Linked DNA regions of Homo sapiens: region 1 is linked to region 2. The links are chromatin contacts, found by Hi-C or POLR2A ChIA-PET in ENCODE. All regions are on one chromosome and are shown on one strand. The core of a region is the stretch at or near the end of the contact, and the rest is flanking DNA. Distances in the headings are between cores, read along the strand shown. Region 1 overlaps TNIK (TRAF2 and NCK interacting kinase). Region 2 holds the start of PHC3 (polyhomeotic homolog 3).

Region 1 (7,135 bases), core at 149-2,648, 1.1 Mb after region 2:
CAACCAGCCATTTAAAGCCCTCTTTACATTTAGTGTTTTTAATATCTGCTCTTAAATTCTTAATTCATCCCAAAGTGCAAATGATTAATATTAAATTTCCTTTTTTCTTAAGAATGTTTATTTTAGCAAGAAAATAGTAACTTCCAGTACTTGTGGAACAACAGAACAAAGACCTTCCATACCTCATTTATATTGATCTTAATGTAGCGTGTCTATTACTAAAGACATTTTACAGAATAAAACCCCAAATAGTCTTAAAAAGATAATTTGATTTTCTTAAGGACCATTCTCCAAATTCTTCGGACCCCAAAGACCACACCACACTCTTCCTCTATCAGGCTGCTACAAGATGAAGGAATGATCAACTAATTTACAGAATTTTAGGCTTTACCTAGAGCAGTGGAGAATGCAGTTTTTAGAGTTTTAATATTTGCTCACCCTTCCCCATATAAAGCAGAGTCTCAAATATAAACCCAGATTTCCTGCCTGCAACTGTAAATTCAGTTTCTGGATATACATCACCAAGATAAACTGTTAGATACAAGCATCACCCAGATGTTTTGTAGTATTCATATTAATAATCCTATAAGCCTCTCTTTGGGGCAGAAAACAATGATCATTACTGATCCAATTTCCATTACTGGATGAAGACTCCCAACTACTAATACAGATACATGTGTCTATCCCTCCCTTTACAGCTAACATATAAGGGCTAAATGGAAATCCTAGTAGTACAGCATTTATCTATCATTTTGCAATAATCTGTGGGCAGATAACACAATAGCGACTCGTTCCTTTAATTCAATTTCATAATCAGAAGTGATATGCAAAATATAAGTACAGAAAAGCTATTTTCAGAAAATATGATCTGATTTTTCACAGTTTTTGAATAAGCAAGATAAACGTTATAATTTGGAGTATGGTAATGGCTTTGGGAATTGTGTTCTGAGAAGTAAAATAAAAAGGGATTTAGCATGTAGATTAATCATATGGCTTTTCCAAAGATTCAAAATTTTGAGAAAGCCATTTTTAACATATCTGAAAATCACTTAGAATTTTCAGTGCCATCCTAGCCTCTTCCTCTAATTTTGGTTCATAACCACATCTTATTTTGCTGGATTGCAATGGACTTTGAGGTTGCAATATGTTTTATCTGATGCTGATTCAATTTAGACAATAAAGGATTGAAGTTCTTGAAAGAAACATCTGGCCAACAAAACCTGATATGAGCAGAGAAACTATTAATCATTACTTTAGGTTATGGAAAATCCCACATTCAAATGAACCAAAAAGATTCTTGAAAATCTATCCCTCTACTCCCCATGAGGAAACAGTAGATTTTTCTAAAGCTCCCTGGGTGACAAATGCTGTCTGGTTACAACCATCTTAGCTAGAGCTAAGATGGTTTCAGAATCAAACTACAAATCATTTTGAAAGTTTCCTGTTTTGCAAACTCCGGATATAAGCTAAAGCGATTTTTCTATTCACTACCTAGACATCACCTGCTCATCAACAGATTTTAAAGCATCTTGCAGAGGCAAATTTCCAAAAAAGGTAGCCTAAGTACTTATCCACTATACCACCTCTTCAAAAGCAGCAGAGAATAAATACAAAGTTGTCTGATTAGTCAGTAAACAAAATGAATTCAAGCTGAGGTGCCTGAACACGGGCAAAGGAATGTTTTGTGCCACAGGCCCAAAAGAACAAAGCTCATTTTGTTGCACATTATCAGGTGTCATGGTTCATATCCTGGAGTGCCTTTAGAGACCCCAGGTGTGGCTGCTGCTCAGTGTTTCAGAAACATTCTTCTGTTTGGAAGGACATTGAAGAGCCGTAAATGCCACAACAGTTTCTCTACTTTCTAGGCCCTCTATGGTTTTGAAATTCATCCCATCTCCTTGGATTTATATTGATTGTGGGTATGGCTTAGTGGTGATGGGGGAAGGGGTCTAGTTCTCCAGGAGGAACTCAAAGGAAGGCAGTTGTATAGAACCACAGAAACATATAGAATTATAGAATAAAGTATTCTGAGCAGCTAATAAGACGACCATTTACTACTTTGCCACACAGAGGGAAAAGAAGGAAAACAGCTCCCAACAAGGAAAAAAAAAATAAGTACCCAATGGTCCTCTTCCCTCTTTTGAGCATGGCTGTTGTTTCGGGGTTTTTCCAAGCCTTGTTTTTTTTCATCAATTATTTTCTTTGATGCCTACTTCACTATGCATGGGAACAGAAAGCAAACTATTAGAAATTTTCACACTGCCAGAAGTTCAACAAATGAGTCTACAATTCCCAAGGCCCAGGGCCTAGAGAAATACCAGCTGAAATTAAAATAAGGAGAAAGAGAATCGATAAAGAGGTTAATTAGCTTATGTGGTACAGTCGAGGGAGGCAGAGCATTTTGCTGGGAAATAGCCAGGATGTCCCAATGGGGAGATGCAATCTTCTTAACCAAACGAGATGCCTGGGGAACTCTTTTCTCCAATACTTCATGAACACTAAAAAACAAAGCCACAGATACAAAGGACAGAGTGCTGGCCATGAAGAATCATGGGGAGCTACTTCATAAACACTTTAGGAAATACTGTTTTGCCCTCCAGCCAATTTCCTCTAAGCTTCAAGGTCAGAAAGAACTTTACAAAGGGTGACTAGCTGAGGAGTCATCCAATTTACTTCCTACTGACCCAAAAGAGAAGCCATTTATTACCACTGGCAGGAATGGATGAATTCTGACCATCCCCATTCTGACTTGGGAGTTTCTTTTTGACTGCAGTAGGGTATTTGAGTTTGAGGCCAGGGATCAAAATAAACTGAATGCTCACTCAGGACAGAAGAGTAACACTGGCCCCCCATGAAGAGAGTCCTCTGCACTTCCCCAGGGGTGAGTGTGTGACTGTATATTTTCAGTTTGGTATAAAAACATCAGGAGCAGAATAACTCACCTGCTGAGAGACAGGTCTACTTCCCTAGGTCTGAACATCCTTTCCATCTTTCTTTAAACTTAAAAAGCACCTATTAAGAACTGTTTACTCTGGTTTTAAAGTGGAACTGACATGACAAGCGGCTGCACAGAAACAGGCCGAGAGAGGAACAATGAAGTCATGAAGGAGGCAGCCCTGGGCCCATTTCATCTCAAAAGAAGACTGCTCACCACTGTATGCTACTCTGCCAAGGTCCTAGAGACTTAGAAGAAGCAAGGAACCATGCTGTAGAACCAGGGCAGGCGGTACTCTAGAACTGGGAATTCATTTTCCACAGGCTTAATGTAAAAAGAGGTTTAAATGATTCCATGTAACTGGCCATCATGGCAGCATGCAAATTTACTTAGCATTACAGGAGTCCAAATTTCAGCTCTAACCCTACCAGACATGTGACCCTGACACTTTAACCACTCTCAGCTTCAGTCACCTCATCTGAGAATAACATCTCCCCATCTCAGATAGGAACTGGGACAGAGTCTTTGTGAAATACAAAGCAGATGTTCATGACATAATAACTATTGCTGTTGCTGTAGACCTTGTTTGATAGTATTTATGCTCATCACAGCACTCTGTCCTTGTGATCTGGCTTCTCAGAATGGAAAACAACATTCTAACGTCAATAAAAGCATGAAGAACATGTCAGGTACTTGAGAACCCATGCCACTTTCAAAGCCTAGCTGGGGTTCCCACCAGCAACAAAGAGCCAAAAGCACTGTCCGCCAAGATCCCCTTCTCTTGGGACATCAACACCCCATTCATCTTTGCCATAAACTAAGCCACACTTGATGTGACTTTCTGGAGAGCAGGCTACTTTTTCATCCCAGCTCAGATTCTGATGGCATTACACTGCCCGTGGGGATGGAATTCCACACATGCGGACAGAGACACAGCTTCTCAAAATCCCTCAATATCAAACTGCTGTTGAGATTCTGATTTCATTGCTGATGAATCTCATTCCTGAGGTACAAGTCACAGAGCCTTTTATGGTTCCTGCATTTGGAGATTGTCCCTAGCCACTACAGACAAACACATCATCTTGTGCTTAGAGACTGGTGCTTTTGTCCCTCATCTTCATTTTTCCACCACAGTGATGATGGATGCCCTGCGATCTCATGAAGAATAATGACAGCAAAATGAAAAGCGTATGTGTCATCTCTGGGAAGACACGTGGGCAGTAAAATATAGCTGTACCAAGGCTTTGTGGCCATAACTCCTAATATCTCTGTGCAATTGGAAATGATTTTTAAAAACCTTTATGATTAATATTTTATCTAGAACTCCTACCACTGTGGAGGAATAGAACAAAGAAAATGCACATCACAAAGGGCCTTCAGCATCAATAAGTAAGAAATCTTTAAAGAGCTACACTATCTCACTAATGATTTCCCTACTGACCTGAATCAACTTTCAGAGAGAAAATGCAAGTAATAAAGGCCTAGGAGATGGGAGGATGACTCATTTGTTTCTTCTTCTAGCTGTTTTCTAATTCCCCTCACCTTTTTCCAATGCCCCATGTCAATCAAAGAAAGGAATGCCAACAGGCTCTCCTCACAACTGCCTGTAGCAACTACATAAGGAACCCACGAGACCAGTAAAGAAAAGCCAAGTCCAGACTCCTCTTGGTCAGGGTCAGCCAAGTTTCAACTTAAAATAGATAAAAAGGAAGCTCTTCCAAGTCAGGCCCAATTTAGGACTTCGCTCCATTTCTTCCAGGGACACCATGCCAGGACCTGCCCTCCTTCTGCCCACTCCACCTGGTTCCCATAATTTTTCTTCCTGTTCACTTGACCCTCTAAGAAACTCTGGAAGTGGGGTTTATCCTATTGGTGAAGTATCAGCTAAGACAATTCAATGATGATAATCTCATTATAATCCCAGTAACCAATTTAATTAATTTACTCCTTGGACTGCTCAGAAGTTCAGTCTCTCTCATGTACACACATAAAATAATCAGACACATGTGCGCGCACACACACGCAAACACGCCACTGAAATTTGACTTCTCCTTACAAATATTCATGGGTCTATCAACCTTGTAGTGTGCTGTAATAATCTACATTTTGTGATTTTCCTGTGCACAGCTTACATCCCACAAAGTCAAGGACAGTGTGTTTTATATAAGAGAGAGAGAGAGCATGCACACGAGAGAGAGAGAGTGTATGTGTGTGTGTATATGGCACATAGTGTGTACTTTATAAATGTTGGGGGAATAAATCTCAAACCTGGACTTTACATTCAGGCAGAGTGTTGACAAAAAGTTGGAAGGACAGACCTAATATTTAAACATAACCTTTAACCAGAAGGCAGCCACATGAATCTTTCAAGAGTCGCCATTAGGAACGCACCCACGGCTGATGGGATAAGACTCAGGTTTTAGGGTTAAGTAAGAGTCAGCAGTTGTCTATTGGCAATTGATAACTATTCCTGAACACTCTGCCTGGTGGCCTAGAAGCTGACCCCTCACAGGAGTCCAGTCAGGACCACTGAAGATATGAGGAGCCTCTAACACTAAGCCCTTGAACAAAGAAGGTGGAAAGGATTCCAGTGCCTTACATTTTGCTTCACCCTCACGTTGGAAAGACCTTAACACTCACAAATGGAAAGAAATAACCCAATAGATTACTATACAAAAAGAGGGAGGAGAAAACAAATTGCCTGGCTAATCTCATGGCCAACGGTAAAGAATTAATAGAAATTAAGGCAAAAAACTGGAAAGTGGTATCCACAACTGAAAAGCACAACCTCTTAATAAGCCAGGCACCCTTTATAATATCATGGAATCATAATTCTGAACTCTGTCATTGTCTGTTTCATTGTCCTTGTCTGTCCCTCACCCAGTGCTCTTCAAGAGATCCATTACATCCCTCTTCTTGCCCTCATTTACTAAAGCCCTCAAGGTATTAATCTGTAGTGCAGAGCTTGGCTGTTGCGTGCCATATAAGAGGATGTGACAATCCTTTGCTTGTCCAACCTTTAGTTAGCCTTCTGAATCTCCTCCTAGGCCCATCTATGCACTTCCTTGTAAAATCCAGTTTTAGCAAAAGAACCCTGCTAAGTCAGTTTAGCTAGAACCACCTATCCTCAATAGCTGATAATCCCTGTTATCTGATTATGTTCCTCATCCTCCACCATGCCCCAGGTGATGTCTGATCACCCGGGCTTGTTTTCAGCAAGAGTCCTGTTAGGTTGCTTAGCCAGAATCCCCCTTAATCCTGAAGTTTCCTCTTAGTAGGTTTCCACCTGCTAACCCCCACACAGCACCTAGGCTATAAATTCCCACTTGCTCAAGCTGTATTCAAAATTGAGGCCATTATTTCTCTCCCGCTGCAAGATGCTATTGCAATGGTTCCTGTGCCTCTCCCAATGACCTTGAATAAAGTCTGCCTTACTGTGCTTTTCCCAGTGTCACTGAATAACTTTTTTCCCTAACAGATGAAAACCTGGGGAAATGGCATCCCTTCCCATCCCCACCTCCTCCCCAAGAGACACACACATTTTAATGAAAGCATTAATTTCCAAGAGGGGAAGGATGTGTTGATTTGGCCGGGGTGGATGGAGAGAGTGACTAGGGTACAGAGGCTCCCATAATTAATAGCATCTTTGTACTATGAGTTCTGTGGAGCTAAATTGACATGCTCTTGAGAAAACAAGGGGTTTGAGCTCAGCTCACAATGGTGGCTGCACCATCTGGTTTCCAATGAGTTGTTTTTAGCTAAATTTTCAGTTAGGCTCATTAAAACCTAAGACACTTCAGTGTTTAGTTTAAACAAATGGGCTCACACAGCCCATTTTAAAAACTCAATAGAACCTTCCTTTCCTTTAATGGCTAAAATGCTTTACAAAATTCCTTGGGGTCAAATAGGATGTTTTTCCAAAGCTAGTTGTTTAAAGCTATTCCTAAGTAACTTCTCACAAGATAACGAGGGTTATTACCGAAATATTGCAAATTTTATTTTCAAATATTTTCCTAAAGTTTCTCTTATATAAAGGTTTATCTTACATTAGGTATTTTAATAAAAACCTATCACCACTAGCAACAGATTACTTAAAAGCTTATGAGTCACATTTCAAAGAGATTTTGTCGGCTCTCCTTTCTTCCTCTATCAAAAGCCTACTGTGTGGAAGGATTGAGGTCCTCTGCCTGGTCTCCAGCC
Region 2 (6,671 bases), core at 1,503-4,002:
CTTATGAGCTTTAAAGAATATTCATTCCAAAGAAATAATCAGCAGTAATCTAAACTGCTAGGAAGGCTCTCATAAAAGACAGCCAACACACAGTCACTATAAGCACTTAGAAGGGAAAAATACTTCACATATATGGAGCATATTTAATAGTTAATACCTACTACATTTGAATTCAAATGATTCAGAATACGTAACTCAGATAACGCATAGCCAAAAGTTTATCTTTGCATTACCGAAAGATTTTTTTTAAACCAAAACAGGTAATGAGAGAATACTAAACTACCTAGGAAAATAAAAATTTAAGCAGTATCAGAGTATTTTAAAACATTTCTTTACATTCTTTTGACCACACTAATTACAAACTAAAGTCATTCTTACCTATACATTAGAACAGAATGCCTAGGGACTCATGTTAACTAGCTTAGTTTAGTTTACCATATAAACTTTGCTTAAAAATAAGTTCTTTTTAAAAAATGTTAAAAAGTAATTTTTTTAACTCACACTGGCTTTTCCCCTAATCAGTCTACAACGCTGTCCTTACTACTTCTAATAGCTGAGTTATACTTATTAGCAGATTGCTGTGAGAACACAGAGAAGCAGCAAACAGCAACTTCCCATACCCTTACAAAATCTTTTTCACAAAGAATTACTCCAGATTTTGAAAACATAAATTATGTCACTTCCTCATGTATGGACAGTAAAGTACACTTTTATACCAGACTTTCTTCCCTCCAATACTATAATCTTACTTGTTGTGGTACAAAATTCCACTAAATACAGAATCTGTATTTGAATAAATTCAAACACTTTAAGTCAATTCTAAGGACCTCCATATTGTTAGAAACCAGAAGAGCAGTAGTTTTTGTCGGGCCAGAAATGTACCTCGAAGGTGAAAAGCACACAAGAGATTATACTGGTTTTATCTCCCTTTTCTTATCGGTCTTTTCTTCTGAGAAACTAAATCCCACCCACCCCACATTAGCAGCACTGATAAAAATGTAAGAACACTTTCTATTCCATGAAAAAACAAATGAATCTGGCACTAATTGGTACACATACACTATTACCATAGCGTTGCTTTTTTAAGTACAAATTTTCTTTGTTCTATATTACGTATGTAAACAGTATTTATATTCTCTGAGGAACCAAATGTAAAAAAAAACCGAACAAAAAAAAAAAAAAAGGAAAAGTGGGGGCCTTGAGTGGCGGTTCACACCTGTCATCCTACCACTCAGGGGGAGGACTGCTTGAGCTTAGGCGTTCAAAGCCAGCCTGGGCAACATAGGGAAACCCTGTCTCTACAAATGAAAAATAAAAAATTAGCCAGGCCTGGTGGCACAGGACTGTGGTCCCAGCAACTTGAGAGGCTAAGGTGGGGAAATCGCTTGAGCCCAAGAGGGCCAGGCTGCAGTGAGCTATGATCGTGCCACTGCACTCCAGCCTGGGAGATAAGAGTGAGAGACGCTGTCACAAAGAAAGAAAAAGAAAATAAGAGGAAAAGTGAAAGGAAAACCGTCAGGAAGAAAGCTGACTCCTCACTTACTTTTTGGATTAGTAAATAATTCATACATTTTTATGCTTCTGTTTTTTTTTTTTTTTTCCAAACTGCCTTCCAATCAAATCACAGCATCATATGGTAACTGTTCAACATTATACAGTATTAGTGGTAGGTAAGGTAAACTTTTTACCGAACTGCTGCCTGTCATACTACTACCGTATCGTGTACCAGTGACATGCAAAAGGCCAGCTTAAGTTCTGGTTTTTTAAAAGTGTTAATCTGCTCAACTATGCCCTCCAATCCAAACAGTATGGTAAACAGTTCTAACTCCTAACCAAAAATGGTCACAGAGAATCCAAATTCTCGGCATAAGTCTAAACATCGGTTGAGCGGAACTGGCCAAACCATCGCACTGCATTTCGAGGCCTGGCACAAAAGAACAACTTTGGTAACTCCACCGTCTAGGCATACTAATACCTGCAAAATACAGCCAGCAGTTCTGGTGCACAAGAGGCCTACCCAGGAAACAGTAAGTTCTGGAGTCGTTAACTAAACATACCGTCACACCGACACACAAGAATGTGGCCCGCGTGTGAGGCAGCAACGCTGCACCCAGAGAATCGAGGGAAAGACCTTTCTTTCAGGGTGTTTTCAGCCTCACCAGACCTGCAAGCAGCCCCCGCCGCTCTCAGGCCCACGCCGGGATGCCTCCGGCACGAGGGAAGCGGGCAGCCCCGCGTGTCGGATTCTCCCGCTGAGGAGGAGTGGGGTGGCGCCGGGGCGGGAAGGAGAAGAAGGCGAAGGAGGCCTGGCAGTGCCCGCCCTGCCCTACCCAGCCTCCGCGGGCCCCTGCGCAGGCAGCCGTAACAAGGCTGCCCGCGGGGCCCACTTGCAGGAATGACAGCGCCTGAGGAGCCCACCCGGGCTCGTTCCCCGGAAAACCCCAGCTCCCGGAGTCCCAAGGGTGACCCTGCGCGCAGGGCCGCGCAGATCCGGGACCTGATGGCGGAAGGGGCGCTCCTGCCTGGAGGGTAACTGGACCCTAGAGTTCGTCTTCGCCCCGCGACACGGGCCTAGCCGGCTCCTCCACGATAGGACGGGTCTCGAGTCTCTCTTTCCCCACACTGCCCGCAAAAGAGCCCTGAGCTTTCCCCTGGGGGAACGTGTCGCTGCCCCAACTCGCCCCCCCTAGTTACGACATCAGTCACCATCTAGTCACTCACTCCGCTTCCGCCATCTTCTCTCCTCCATCACTAACATGGGCTGCGCATGCGCCCCCCGGCGGCGGGCGGAGAGGCGGGGTCGGCTCAGCCCCCGGAGCCAGAGGTCACGTGGCGTCCTCAGCTTCCAATCGCCCCCGCCCACCATAGGAATTGCTCTTTCTGGAAAGTGACCAGATTTCCCCCACTAAGATAACCAGTGTCTCCTCTCCAAACCCCTCTCTTTCTCTCCTCCAGGATCTTCCTCTTGGGGAGATATCTGTAATAAAGATATAAAAAGTTATCTTAGATTGTTAAATTTAAAATTTAAAGAATATGGGCGCGGTGGCTCACCTGTAATCCCAGCACTCTGGGAGGTTGAGGAGGATCTCTTGAAGCGAGGAGTTCAGGACCAGCCTTGACAATAAAGTGAGACCCTGACTCTACCAAAAAAAAGCCCAACAATAATAATAATAATAATAATAATTTTGAAGAATATCTAAAATATACCAAAGCCTATGCAAACTGCAGAGTGGTTTCAAAGAAAATACCCACGAGGATTAGAGGCTGAGGTCTCAGGGAGAAAGGAAATTCAGGGCTGGCTGCAGGGCTTGTTGCCTGGGAGCTTTGGGGCTTGAGGGTCCCAACCAGCAGTACCTCTCTCCAGCTGAAAGATAGTGTTCAGATGCCAGTGAATGAGTGGTTAAGGAATCATCCTGACTACCCTAGGCATATCATTCATGTCTTCAGTATGAATTTGCTGAGCGCTTAGTAGGAATTGCAAACTTGAACACCACAAGGAACAAGCAGGAACAGCCACCAGTTTGCTAGTGTAGTCTGCTAAATGCCAACAACTCAGGTGTGTGAGACAAACATATAAAGATAAGTAAAATAACACATTTAAATATAAATATGAAATAATAAAGATGAGTCCTTGTCTTCCAAGAAGTAGCGGAGCGGGTTTTATAGACATTTGCATACAATATAATGTGTTCTGAAGACCGGGACGATGGCTCACCCTCATAATACCAGCACTTTGGGAAGTGAAGTTGGGAGGATTGCTTGAGCCCGGGAGTTTGAGACCACCCTGGGCAACATGGGGAAATCCCATCTCTACAAAAAATACAAAAATTATCCGGATGTCGTGGCGCGCACCTGTCATCCCAGCTACTCAGGAGGCTGAGGAAAAAGTGTTCTGAAACAGATCTATTAAGTGCTTTGGAAAGTTTAAAGTTCAAGGTGTATAATAAATCTTTACCTCCCTTTACAGGAAAAAAAAAGCATACGAACCATAAACAATGTCTCTTTTTGCATTTTGTGAGGTGATGGAGTCACAATAATTTCAAGAACTGAGAATGAAGTATTGATATAAATCCATCCGGAAGTGTAATATGGTCTGATGAAAAGTATACTTAGTCTTAGAAATCCTATATGCCAGGATGTGCCTAAGGAAGGGAAAAGAACACTTCCCATCTATGTGAGCTTAAATTGTCCCTTTGCCCACTTTTCCCATCTGATAACATCTTTTTTTTTTACCTTGTCTACCTAATAGCAGTACTATCTACTACTACTTCTAGAATTCATTGAGAAAGTCTCCTTTTAAAAGTCCCTGTAGACCAGGCACAGAGGCTCACTCCTGTTATACCAGCAATTTGGGGGGCCGAGGAAGGCGGATAACCTGAGGTCAGGAGTTCAAGACCAGCCTGGCCAACATGGTGAAACCCTGTCTCTACTAAAAATACAAGAATTAGCCGGGTGTAGTGGCACCTGCCTATAATCCCAGCTACTCCAGAGGCTGAGGCAGGAGAATCGCCTGAACCTGGGAGATGGAGGTTGCAGGGAGACAGTGCCACTTCATTACAGCCTGGGAAAGAGACTGAGACTCCATCTCAAAAGAAAATAAAAAGTCCTTGTAGATGCTTTAAAATATTACTGCTTTTTCTTTCATTCTGACTTGCTCATATATCATTGTTATTAAACTTTTTTTTTTTAAATTGAGACGGAGTATTACTCTGTCGCCCGGGTTGGAGTGCAATGATGAGATCTCGGCTCACCACAACCTCCGCCTCCCGGATTCAAGCGATTCTCCTGCCTCGGCCTTCCGAGTAGCTGGGATTACGGGCACGTGCCACCACACCCAGCAAACTTTTTCTATATTTTTGGTAGAGACGGGGTTTCACCATGTTGGCCAGGCTGGTCTTGCACTCCTGACATCAGGTGATCCACTGGCCTCAGCCTCTCAAAGTGCTAGGATTACAGGCGTGAGCCATTGCACCCGGCCTTTTATTAAACTTCCAAGAATCGGCCGGGCGCGGTGGCTCATGCCTGTAATCCCAGCACTTTGGGAGGCCAAGGCGGGTGGATCACCAAACGTCAGGAGTTCAAGACCAGCCTGGCCAATATGGTGAAACCCCATCTCTACAAAAAATACAAAAATTAGCCGGGCGGTAGTGGCGTGTGCCTGTAATCCCAGCTACTCCGGAGGCTGAGGCACGATGATTGCTTGAACCCAGGAGATGGAGGTTGTGGTGAGCGGGGATGGTGCCACTGCCCTCCAGCCTGCCAATAAAGCGAGACTCCGTCTAAAAAAAAAAAAAAAAAACACAAAACTTTCAAGAATCAACTATACATTGGTATTGCTGAAACTATTTTGTTTAGAGAAACAAAAGTGAAGAAAGCACAGTCTTAGGCCTAAACATGGAAAATGCATAAATCAAAGATGTATTTGGAATACATAGGCCAAAATTGTTCTTTTTTTATCCTCCTTTCACTTGAACATCTAGGTCCTATATCCCTAGTGTTACCTCGTACAGATTGCCTTTAAAAATGAGAATATATGTCCGGTCACGGTGGCTCATGCCTGTAATCCCAGCACTTTGGGAGGCCAAGATGGGCGGATCGCCTGAGGTCAGGAGTTCGAGACCAGCCTGGCCAGCATGGTAAAACCCGGTCTCTACTAAAACTACAAAAATTAGCTGGGCATGGTGGCAGGCGCCTGTAATCCCAGCTACTCGGGGAGGCTGAGGCAGGATAATCACTCGAACCCAGGAGGCAGAGGTTGCAGTGAGCTGAGATCACGCCATTGCACTCCAGCCTGGGCAACAGAGCGAGACTCCATCTAAAAAAAAAAAGCCAGGGGGGAATATATGTTGGGTAAAATCAGAATAGTATTGTTTTTTAGAAACATTTCAATGCTCAATACTTATTATAACAGCTAACACTTGTATCACCTTTTATAAAGTGCAAAGGATTTCCATAAAACTCATTTGTTGATCTTCACAATAACTCTGTGATACAGTTATCATGATTCCCATTTAGCACGGAAGTATAGTGAGCTTCAAGGTAATTAAGTGCCTCGGGTGACTGCTAGCATGTACAAGAAATGGAGTTCTAATTTAAGGTTGCCATCTCCAAAGCCAAGTTTTCTTCACTACATCATTCAGCAAGCCACTATGCAAAACATTAAAGGGGACAAGGTATGATGAAAGACCACTCTCAAGAAACTTACCGGCCAGGCACGGTGACTCACGCCTGTCATCCCAACACTTTGGGAGGCAGAGGCAGGTGGATCACCTGAGGTCAGGAGTTTTAAGACCGGCCTGGCCAACATGGTGAAACCCCGTCTCTACAAAAATACAAAAATTAGCCGGGCACAATGGTGGGTGCCTGTAATCCCAGCTACTCAGGAGGCTGAGGCAGGAGAATCACTTGAACCTGGGAGGCAGAGGTTGCAGTGAGCCGAGATCGCGCCATTGCACTCTAGCCTGGGTGACCGAGCAAAACTCCGTCTCAAAAAAAAAAAGAAACTTACGGTCAATTGTCTGATCAAACAGAAGGTATTTTACCTCTATCATTTCCTAGGGGAAAAAAATGTATATGGTATGCTAGCAGGATGGATTTTCTCAAGTTTTGCAAGAACCATGACCTTGGAAAAGTACAAAGATCCTGTTTTATTTTAGAAAAATCCCTCTAGC

What was found. Hi-C counts contacts between places; a loop is a spot of excess contacts on that map. ChIA-PET counts read pairs that join two places held with the same protein, here RNA polymerase II (POLR2A). Pooled maps may share reads with other maps.
Region 1: a map of naive thymus-derived CD4-positive, alpha-beta T cell shows a loop between it and region 2 (4-fold over the local background). The contact joins the enhancer-like site here to the promoter of PHC3 in region 2. A Hi-C loop is called at or near these places in 1 of 168 maps with a recorded cell type or tissue (naive thymus-derived CD4-positive, alpha-beta T cell), 1 of 37 single-sample maps with no recorded cell type and 4 of 50 pooled maps. POLR2A ChIA-PET finds 5 or more read pairs at or near these places in 1 of 52 experiments (GM12878).

The regions. Positions count from the first base shown.
Region 1 is chr3:171,253,998-171,261,132 of GRCh38, forward strand. All of the region lies in intron 2 of TNIK (TRAF2 and NCK interacting kinase), which reads right to left. Among named protein-coding and RNA genes, the nearest start is that of MIR569, 150 kb to the left of the region's middle. RefSeq lists enhancers at 1,791-1,840, 2,982-3,031. Within about 2 kb of position 1,399, at least 6 of the 41 ENCODE cell types and tissues checked have a DNase peak (open chromatin) inside an H3K27ac peak, as active enhancers do; they include GM12878, where a contact is called at or near this core.
Region 2 is chr3:170,178,981-170,185,651 of GRCh38, forward strand. PHC3 (polyhomeotic homolog 3) reads right to left here and starts at 2,753. Exons shown (of 15, transcript NM_024947.4): 1 at 2,722-2,753. The coding sequence starts at 2,735. RefSeq lists silencers at 2,218-2,297, 2,768-2,907.